Regions from separate parts of the Mus musculus genome. Here region 1 is linked to region 2. Evidence: chromatin loops called from intact Hi-C (ENCODE). Cell type or tissue: left cerebral cortex. All regions are shown on one strand.

Region 1 (5,000 bases), 290 kb after region 2:
TTATAGTGTTGCTCGTCAAGTGAATGGTTCATTTTCCTCACTTTCCTTAAAGATATTGTGTCATCTAAAGACAATAATTCCATTACTTCTGAGCTGGCAGTTTTGCTGATGGTTTTTGTGTCTGGGAAGGCTGGCATGTTCCTTTTTCAATTCTCCCACTTGGCAATGAGCTTGTCTGCCTTCAATCTTCCCTGCCAGCTTCAAACAAGTAAACATTCTAATTGGTAACAACCAAGAGAGGAAGAAGTTGGAACGCCAAAATAGGTGAGCTGCTGCCGTGTGTGCCTATCTTAGTTAGGGTCTCTCTTGCTGCTATGAAACACCATGGCCAAAAGAACAAGTTGAGGATGAAAGGATTTACTTTCCTTACACTTCTATGTCACTGCTCATCATTGAAGGAAGTCAGAACAGGAACTTGAGCAGGGCTGGAACCTCCACACAGGAGCTGATGCAGAGGCCATGGGGGAGTGCTCTACTGACTTATTCATCATGACTTGCTCAGCCTGCTTGCTTTCTTATAGAACCTAGGACTACCATCCCAGGAGTGGTACTATCCACAATGAGCTGGGCCCTTTTCATCCATCAATAATTAACTATGAAAATGTCTCATAGTCTGCCTATAGTCCAATCTTATGGAGGTATTTTCTCAGTTGAGGTTTCCTCTTCTCAGATGACTTTGCTTGTATCAAATTGACACAAAGTTATCCAGCACACTATTCCATAGTCAATAGCATCTTCATCCCATATGTTGACAGGATCTTAAATCCCCACTGTATTACTTAGTGGAGTCATGCCGGGCTGTCAAGATACCTATCAAGTTATCTAAATAGTTTCTGTTTTCTTGTCACATATAGGATTTGGTGAGGTATTATTCAGTGGCATTGCAGAAGACATAATAGGTTCATTAATCTACAACATTTGTATAATGATCATGAATGTATTATATTTATACATACTTCCACTAATGAAGAGAACTTTCCATTACCTTAATAATCCAAAATGATTTTGAATTAGTTTCAGAAATGTTTGTGACTTCCCAGGACTAACACTTTACTGCTTTGCTTTCTACTAAACTTTTGGGAGAGATTTTTGGGGTTCATGTAATGAAAAATGTCAAGGAATTTTGGCATACTGATACAAGTTTACATTTGAGCTGAGGACTCTTGAGCTTGCCATTAGACAGGAGCAGTGCTGTCAGCTTTCTGAACTAGATAATTTCTTGTAATGATCCCAGTCTCCAGGAAGCGCTCACATATTTTAATTAGATTATATTATTTAAAAGTCTAGCAGAGGGCAAGACGCACAAGAAGGATGGATGTGCACCATTGCACCAACAAAAATGCTTCTTAAAAATATCCTTACTAGGCTGGAGAGACGGCACAGTGGTTAAGAGCACCAGCTGTTCTTCCAGAGGTCCTCAGTTCAGTTCCCACCAACCATATTGTGGCTCATAACCATCTAAAATGGAATCTGATGGTCTCTTTTGGTATGTCTGAAAATAGCTACAGTATACTTATATAAATAAAATAAATAATTTTTAAAAAAAAAGGATATCCTTGCTGTGGTTAATCAAGAACTCCCAGAACAGACCACTCTGGTAAAACTTTCTTAGATGGCTTCATTAGATGATCGCTTAAAGTTGCAATACTCCTGTTTTTATTATTCATGATGTGTTAAGACTAATTTAATAAAAACTAGTAATCTTTTGGGCATTAGGTTCAATATGTACTTCCAGACATATCTTGATATTTTCTGCTTTCTTGTCACATATAAGATTTGGTAAGGTACTACTCAGTGGCGTTGCTGACGTTGATCAGTCCTAGGAAACTCATAATCTTTCCTTGTAACACTACAGAAATTGCACAAATGAAGACGGAAGTCAACATCCGAGGCAAGCAGCTCATCCTAGGACTTTAACAGTGACTTTAATACCACAAGATTGCAGATCTTCCTCAGGGATTTGCACCGTGTCCTGAGGATCTCGGGAAGACTTTGAGTTATTGCACATGATATTTGTGCCCATAGAAAATCACACAGGATACAATTAGAAAAGAAAATGGATTTTGATATCTTATATGTGGAAAGTGTTGTTTCCCCAGCACCTACAGATGCTATTCTTGTAAAACAGCAAAAACCCATTCTTATGTCTTTCCTTGATTTTTGGTAGGATCTTTTTTTTTGCATGATTTCATCACCAAAAGTTATATAATCTCTGTGTGTTCTCACATAGAACACATCCACATCTTAAGTGATATAAGGAAAAACAAATTTCTTTTCTTCCTATCTTAGGTTCATAGCCGATGTTGTTGTAATAAAACATATAAGAAGGGGTGAGCAGACAAGTTTATCTAAATTGCCATGGTGTAAAAGCCCATTTTAAGGAAACAATGAAGCATATATACTTTTCTGAGTTTATGCGTTTTGCCTGAGAGAGAAGCAAAAGTCATGGGAAAATGTGATCAGAAGATGAAGGGGCATGATTCAAAGTAATGTCCAGGAGACCTTAGCAAACTGATTTGTGCTACGAATGCTTCTTCCCATTGGTGTGAGGAAAGTAGCTCTGGAAACAGGGTCTTATGGTCACTTCAGAAGAGATGCTAATAGAGTGTGACTTTCTAGGATCTGGTATGTGCTGCACTATGGAAAACAAGTTGAGGATGTCTTCTGCCATTTTGGTTTTATAGGTGCCAATGTGCTATATTTTGGAGGATACTGTTCTAAACCCATCAGTGGGGTCCCTGTACTTGAAGGCCAGGTCCCAGAAGGTTTTGCCATTAGGTTTAACAACTTGGAGTGGAAATCCTGGCATATCCAGATGGACTTCGACAAAGTTGCTGTCTCTCTTCAAGCCAGGCAAGAAGGGAAGAAAATCACAAGGAATTTGATAAAATAGTATAATTGATCCACTATGGAAAGGCTGGGATAGCTCCATTGGCTGTGTTACCAGGTATAGAAAAGGAAGCAAGATGACTTTCAGCCTTAATGCATCATTTGGTTGTTCCTAGAAGGAGTGTGTCAGGGGTGCATTTTCAGGTCGATAGAGGCCATCCAGTCCAGACCTTAACAATGATCACAGCCTCTTCAGGGTCGCTTTCATGCACTGATATATTTTATCCCTCATCCCTATTTTAAGAGCAACCTTTGAACTATGCTAAAGAACCATCAAGCCTTAAAGATACAAGACAAATTTGAGATTCTTTCCCAAATAGAATCTTGGGAATTGATTATGCTAATTTAATTGGAAGTGGTAGAGCTTTGCAGGTAAGAGTGAGTAGCCCTGGCAGAACCACAATCTTGAATCCTCACAGTTTAGGCTCAAGCCAGGTACTTTGGAGGGCGCATGTTTTCATGTAGGCTAACTTTATGTCAGCTTGACATAGGCTAGAGCCATCTGATGGTTGGAACCCCAATTGAGAAAATGCCTCCAAAAAATTATGCTGTAGGCAAGACTGGAGGTAGGACATTTTCTTAATTAGTAATTGATGTGGGAAGCCACAGCTCATTGTGGGTATGACTACTCCTGGGTTGGTAGTCATAGGTTCTATGAGAAAACACAACAATATCAACCAACCAGCCCCTGAGTACTCCCAGGGACTAAACCACCAACCAAAGAGTACACATGGATGGACCCATGGCTCCAGCTGCATACGTAGCATAGGATGGCCTTATCTGCCATCAATGGGAAGGGGTATCCTTGGTTCTGTGAAAGCTAAATGCCCCAGTATAGGGGGCCACTAGGTCAGTGATGTGGGAGTGGGTGGGTGGGTGAGGTAGCACCCTCATAGAAGCAAGGGGGTAGCACAAGAGGTTTCCAGAGGGAAAACTGGGAAGGGGGATAACATTTGAAATTTAAATAAATAACATAACTAATACATTTTTTAAAAAGCAGGCTGAGCAGGCCACAAGGAGAAAGCCAGTAAGCAGCACCCCTTCATGGCCTCTGCATCAGCTCCTAACTCTGGGTTCCTGCCCTGTTTGAGTTCTGGTCTTGACTTCAGTGATGGACTACAATGTGGAAACATAAACTAGATAAGCCCTTGATCTTCAATTTGCATTTGGTCATGGTGTTTCATAGCAGCAGCTGGAGAAAGCCTGGGGTTGGGGAACACAAGAGAAGTTGAGAAGAGTAATAAATAATGTAAATGTATATGAAGTTCTCAAAAGTAGATCAAATAATTTAAAATTTTAAAAAGAATAATATTAAAAAATAAAAATCTTTTCTATAATTGTTTTAAAACTCTGCATCTATTTCCAGAAAAAAATGACAAGTTCATTATTGAACATGTGTTTCACGTCTAACCTTACATAACAATTTATATAAGATCCTGTCTTTGAATATTCACACATAAAAATAAATCTGTCTTGAAATGTAAGATCCATGAAACACATCACCCCTGCAAAAGAGCATATTCTGTACCAAGGAGCTCACACTGTCTCTAAATTCACGGGGAGGTTGTAGAGCAAACAGAGCCCCCATATGAATCTGCTAATTGAATCCTCCCTAGGCTGAGGAAATGAGCTGGTTTTGGCTTTGATCCCAGGTAGACAATCTCAGGGAATTGAGTCATCACTATATATTGGTCTTTTGGAGAAAAATTCATTTTTAATGTTAAATTATTAAAGCTGAGTTCTTTTACACAACTCTAGGAACAACACTGACCGAGCAGACTCTATGGTGGTTTCTATGGTAGCAAGTCCTCCTTTTATGTGTTTTCCCCAGCCACGTTATTGTTTACACAGCATTAATAGCAAGTATTAATTCCTCAAGCAAAGCAAAAAGAATTCAGGTTTTGCCCTGAATATTATATAGTTATACTATAGTAACTACCAGATAGCATCGCTGTCTTAAAATCCTTGGGATGCCTCTGATATCAACACATATACTCAGGCCTTTCAGGGGGTGGGAGAATAGATGGAAAGAAAATAGAAATGTGCTGGAAACTGGGTTTGTACCGATGATAAAGAGGAGAATTCCAATGAGGTGACTCCTTCGCACTAAT
Region 2 (5,000 bases):
ATAAATGATAAAACATACTTTTGATTGACACTCCAGGAACTTGAATGTCCTTTATTCTACCAACTGCAAACCTGCCTCACTCTCTTCTCTAGCTTTCAATAGTCTTAGTGTGGAATTCACAAGGATCGGATCAGCCCTGTCACTTTCTTCTTATAAGTTTATTTTCTCCTGAACAATCTGAATAGTCGCTCAGTTTGTATTACAAACAAAACCAAATAAATGGGTTAATATTATTTAATGGAATAATATGGTTTATTTATTATGTACTTCCGACTAATAAAATTAAGCAGAAACTATACATCATTACATGGATTTTTTTTTAAGTTCGGTCATCAAATATGGCACATTTTACTAAATAAAATCAATGTAATGCATCAAAGATGTCATGGATATCCCAGTTAACAGTAATACAGTGTCAGTTAAAAGCTCAGGTCAGTTGACAAATGCATATATATATCATGAGGATCAGGAACACTCAAGTCCTAGATTAGCCAACATGGTGTTTTCTCTAGAACAATCATTTAACTCAAATCCTCTGCTTGTTGGTTCTCCATCATCTTCAGAAAAATTGTTTTCATTCCTACATCTTCAAATACCTCCTACTTCTTTATATAATTCTTCGAGAAAATGAAATGATGCTAAACTGAAAATGCCTACTGTGTCTAATCTTTTTTTCTTTTATTTTCCTCTTCTGGTATTCACAGTGGAGGACTCCTCAGTAGTTGCCTAGTTTTGGTTTAATTTCTGTTCCTTCTGCTCATCCTAACTGCTCTTGTTTTTCAGGCTTTTTTTCTTTTCTGGTTTAGTGTGTGTGTGTGTGTGTGTGTGTGTTTGTGTATGTGTGTGTGTGTGTGTGTGTGTGTTTCCCTCTCCCTCTGTTCCTCATTTTTTCCTTCTGTCTTAGAATTGTATTGCTGTGAACAGATACCATGACCAAGGCAACTCTTATAACGACAACACTTAGTTGAGATTCAGTCCCATATCATCAAGGTGGGCACATGGCAGCAGCCAGGCCGGCATGGTGCAGGAGGAGCTGAGAGGTCTACATCTTCATCTGCAGGCCTCTAAGAGAAGACTCACTCCCAGGCAACTTGAACTCCAGTATTAAAGCCCACACCAGGAGTGACACACCTTCTCCAACAAGGCCACACTTTCTAATAGTGCAACTCCCTAGCCCAAACATATTCAAACCATTACACTCTCTTTCTCTATCTCTCTCTTCCTTTCTTTATTTTTAACTTTTCTCCTTTTATTGAAAACAGATTCTTTTTTTCAATAATATATGCTGATTACAGTTTCCCCTCCCTGTGTCTCCTAGTTCCTCCCCACCTCCCCTCCCCTCTCCAGCCAATCCTTTTCTGTCACTCTCATTAAAAAATAGTGAGCCCGGCGTGGTGGTGCACACCTTTAATCCCAGCCCTTGGGAGGCAGAGGCAGGCGGATTTCTGAGTTCGAGGCCAGCCTGGTCTACAAAGTGAGTTCCAGGACAGCCAGGGCTATACAGAGAAACCCTGTCTCAAACAAAACAAAACAAAACAAAACAAAACAAAAGCAAACAAACGAAACAAAAAAAATAGCGGGCTTCTAAGAGATAACAACCAAATACGACAAAAATGATAAAAATCTATTACTAAGATAAAATAAAAACTATCACCTCAAGGCTGGGCAAACCAACCCAACAAAAGGAAAAGAATCCCAAGGGCAGGCACAAGAATCAGAGACCTGCTCGTTCACACACTCAGGAGTCCCATGAAATACTAATTAAGCTGAAAGATGTAACTTGTATGCAGAGGACGTGGTGCAGCCCTGTGTCACCCCTGTGCTTTCTCTGCTTCAATCTCTCTAAGTTCATAGGAACTTTGCTCAGCTGATTCGGAGGACCATGTTCTCTGGGTGTCTTCCAACCCCTTTGGCTCTTACAGTCTTAAACTCTTTCACCTTCCTCTTCCACAGGGTTGGTTCCCTGAGCTCTGAGGGGAGGTAAGTAATGGAGACATCCTCCTTACAACCTTTTTTAATCCATCCAATAGAACTTATTTATCCATCTTTCCTACTTGATTTGGACATGTTAAAAAACCAGGACTATTTGTATTTTCATTTTTATACTACTCCAACTAGTAAGACACCTGTTTATTGATGATTGCATGCAGAGGGAATAAATGCATGGTAGCAGTTTCATAAAAAATGAGTTTTTAATTCCTCATTGAGGAATAATGGTAAAATGTCACGGGCTCACTCTGTGTGCAATCTCTGGCTGAGGGTCTCTGCATCTGTCTCTATCTGCTCCAAGAAGAAGCATCTCTCATGATGACTGAATAAGGCACTGATCTCTGAGTACAGTAAAATGTGTACGTGTTTCTCTAGGTCATCATCTTTGATTCCTCTGACTTGGAACAATGAGCATCTCTGGTAGGTTCTCAGTTTGTACTGAGTGAGCACTGTTCTGGAAGTGGAAATAAGAAAAGATTTCTTGCTCAATAGTCTCAGGTGGCTCTCCGTTCTTCAGGATACAAGACTAGTCTTGCCTTAGTCCCTATGCAGTGGAATTCCTGTGGCGGTTCTTCTGCCTCCTGCATACAGCTTTGTTTTCCAAAGCAGCTCAACTGGAGTACAGCCTAACTACTTGTCATTCTAAAAGCATGGTGAGGTCTGTTTCCACCAATGTTTTCTCTTTGAAGATGCTGCCCTCATGTCCTCAGTGCAATCTGCTGCTTCTTCAATACCTTCCCATTTATGGCATCCTCCAGGAAATTCTCTGTAGTTTGCATGGCATTCTACGTAACCTTTTCTGAACTCAGCACTATGTCATAATGATTTAATTTATGCCTCTTTCTCATCTGATTTGAACATGCTAAAAAACAGGACTATTTCTATTTTTATCTAAGGCACTTGTTGATTGCATATAGAAAGAATAGATGCATGATAGGAGCTTCATAAAGAATGCATCCTTATATTTCCTCATTGAAGAATAATGGTAAAATGTCAGTACCACTAGGGGGCATAGAATTATAACAGAATTTTCTAATACACTAGCTCACAGGAGATTTTTCACTTCTGTATCAACTTGACTATTTCTAGCTGTATGGATCATGGAAGAATCTAACGATTCCATTTAAGTCGTGCCTCAGAAGAAGCTTTCAAACAGTATCTAAGAGATAAGACTGGCAAAGTAATCTGCTAGAGTAGGCTACGTAAGTAGGGCTTCATGAATTAACCTGAAGTTAGTGTTAAGAAAGGATCAAAATATACATCCAATGTTAAAACAATACCACAAGACTTGGGTCTGCTTTAAATTTTTTAATAAAAATACCTACATAAGAAGACTCTTTATTTTCACAGAAAACTAAAGATGACCACTGAATCTATTTCTTCTTTTTAAATATAATCAGAATTCTGGTTTAAAAACACATACTTATAAGGTTACTGTTTAAACCAAGTGAAATAATGACTTAAACCAGTGTTAGCACACACTGAACACATAGTAAGTATAATTATTTTACTTTGGTAGTGCTGATCAGGACAATATTTGGGAAGTTTTAGGAAAAAAGGTAGCTGCTGGCCTGGGAACAGGGAGATCTATTGAAGCTCTGTGTCCAGCCCCTCACCAACCCACTTGTGACAGCCACATACACATGGTTGAAGTATAACCACAGTGCTCACCTCAAAGGGAATGAGGCATAGTGTATCCTGGGGCCAAATATGAGAGACCATGTCATGAGAACACTGATTCAGTTGACTCCTGAATTCCAAGATCCAATGTAGTAATAGCTTTAGGAATGGCTTTTTATAGGTATGGAACAGAAAATGCTATAAATGAAAGCATTTAAAAACCACATCTGTGTGGATATCAGTAAAGCTCTGCTACAGGCCTCATGTATCATCTGATGGCATTCTTTGCCTTTGGGTTGGTGGAAGATAAAAGAGATTTTACCAGCTAGTCAAATAGAAGTTAGGTCAAACACAGAGGTGGGCCAGAAATGACAATGGAGATGCTGAAGACAGATCAGTATATCCACAGCATTCCAGCTCTCTATAATCAGAGAGGTTCCAGTCTATCGGCCTTGTAGAATGTTTAGCACAGGTGTGGCCTCATTCTCAGAACTTCAGTTCACATCTCCTACATTCTTTCTGTGCCCTCGGGCCAGGCTGTTTTCAAGTGGACAATTTCTCATTGACAAAGTAATGCAGGCCTCAGATTCCAATTATCAGAACATCTAGCAGTCTGGCCAGCCTCAGATGGTGTCTTAGTCAGGGTTTCTATTCCTGTACAAACATCATGACCAAGAAGCAAGTTGGGGAGGAAAGGGTTTATTCAGCTTACAATTCCATACTGCTGTTTATTACCAAGGAAGTCAGGACTGGAACTCAAGCAGGTCAGGAAGCAGGAGCTGATGCAGAGGCCATGGAGGGATGTTCCTTACTGGCTTGCTTCTCCTGGCTTGCTTCCCCTGGCTTGCTCAGCCTGCTCTCTTATAGAACCAAGACTACCAGCCCAGAGATGGTCCCACCCACAAGGGGCCTTTCGCCCTTGATCACTAATTGAGAAAATGCCTTACAGTTGGATCTCATGGAGGCATTTCCTCAACTGAAGCTCCTTTCTCTGTGATAACTCCAGCTGTGTCAAGTTGACACAAAACTAGCCAGTACAGATGGTCTCTGATATTGTGGTGAGTTCCCTGGCTTTAGGTTGTTGGAGAAACACCTAAGAGGTGTGTGTCATATCTCTTAGGAATTATTATTCTGCATTAAAAAAGAGTACTTTGCCACACCACACTGCTATTTTTAATATGGCCATTGATTATAATGATAGATACCTACGAAATGCAGTACAGCTGCTATGCTTATTGGCTCGATTATGGATTACCACAGAGGGAATAAAAGCTACAGACATGGATGGTATAGTTTAAAGGGCATTCTTTCAGGAAGTCAGGGGCTTCTGCCCTGATTTCAAGCCTATTGTTATGACTAGGCTTGGTGCAAGTCACTGAGCAAGCAAGAAG

Evidence for each region. Hi-C counts contacts between places; a loop is a spot of excess contacts. Peaks named below come from ENCODE experiments on the same cell type or tissue, not always from the same donor. Only the 100,000 strongest peaks of a DNase experiment are listed, where the experiment ranks them.
Region 1: it touches region 2 in a loop (2.6-fold over the local background); 4 of 42 quality-filtered maps call a loop at or near these places.

What each region holds. Positions count from the first base shown.
Region 1 is chr1:21,676,467-21,681,466 of GRCm38, reverse strand. All of the region lies in intron 1 of Kcnq5 (potassium voltage-gated channel, subfamily Q, member 5), which reads left to right. Among named protein-coding and RNA genes, the nearest start is that of Kcnq5, 280 kb to the left of the region's middle. In left cerebral cortex, no CTCF peak of the experiment used is centred here; DNase peaks (open chromatin) are centred at 2,060, 4,080 and 4,483; H3K27ac peaks cover 3,177 bases.
Region 2 is chr1:21,965,340-21,970,339 of GRCm38, reverse strand. No RefSeq gene overlaps it. Among named protein-coding and RNA genes, the nearest start is that of Kcnq5, 5.9 kb to the right of the region's middle. In left cerebral cortex, a CTCF peak has its summit at 2,989 (motif pointing right); no DNase peak of the experiment used is centred here.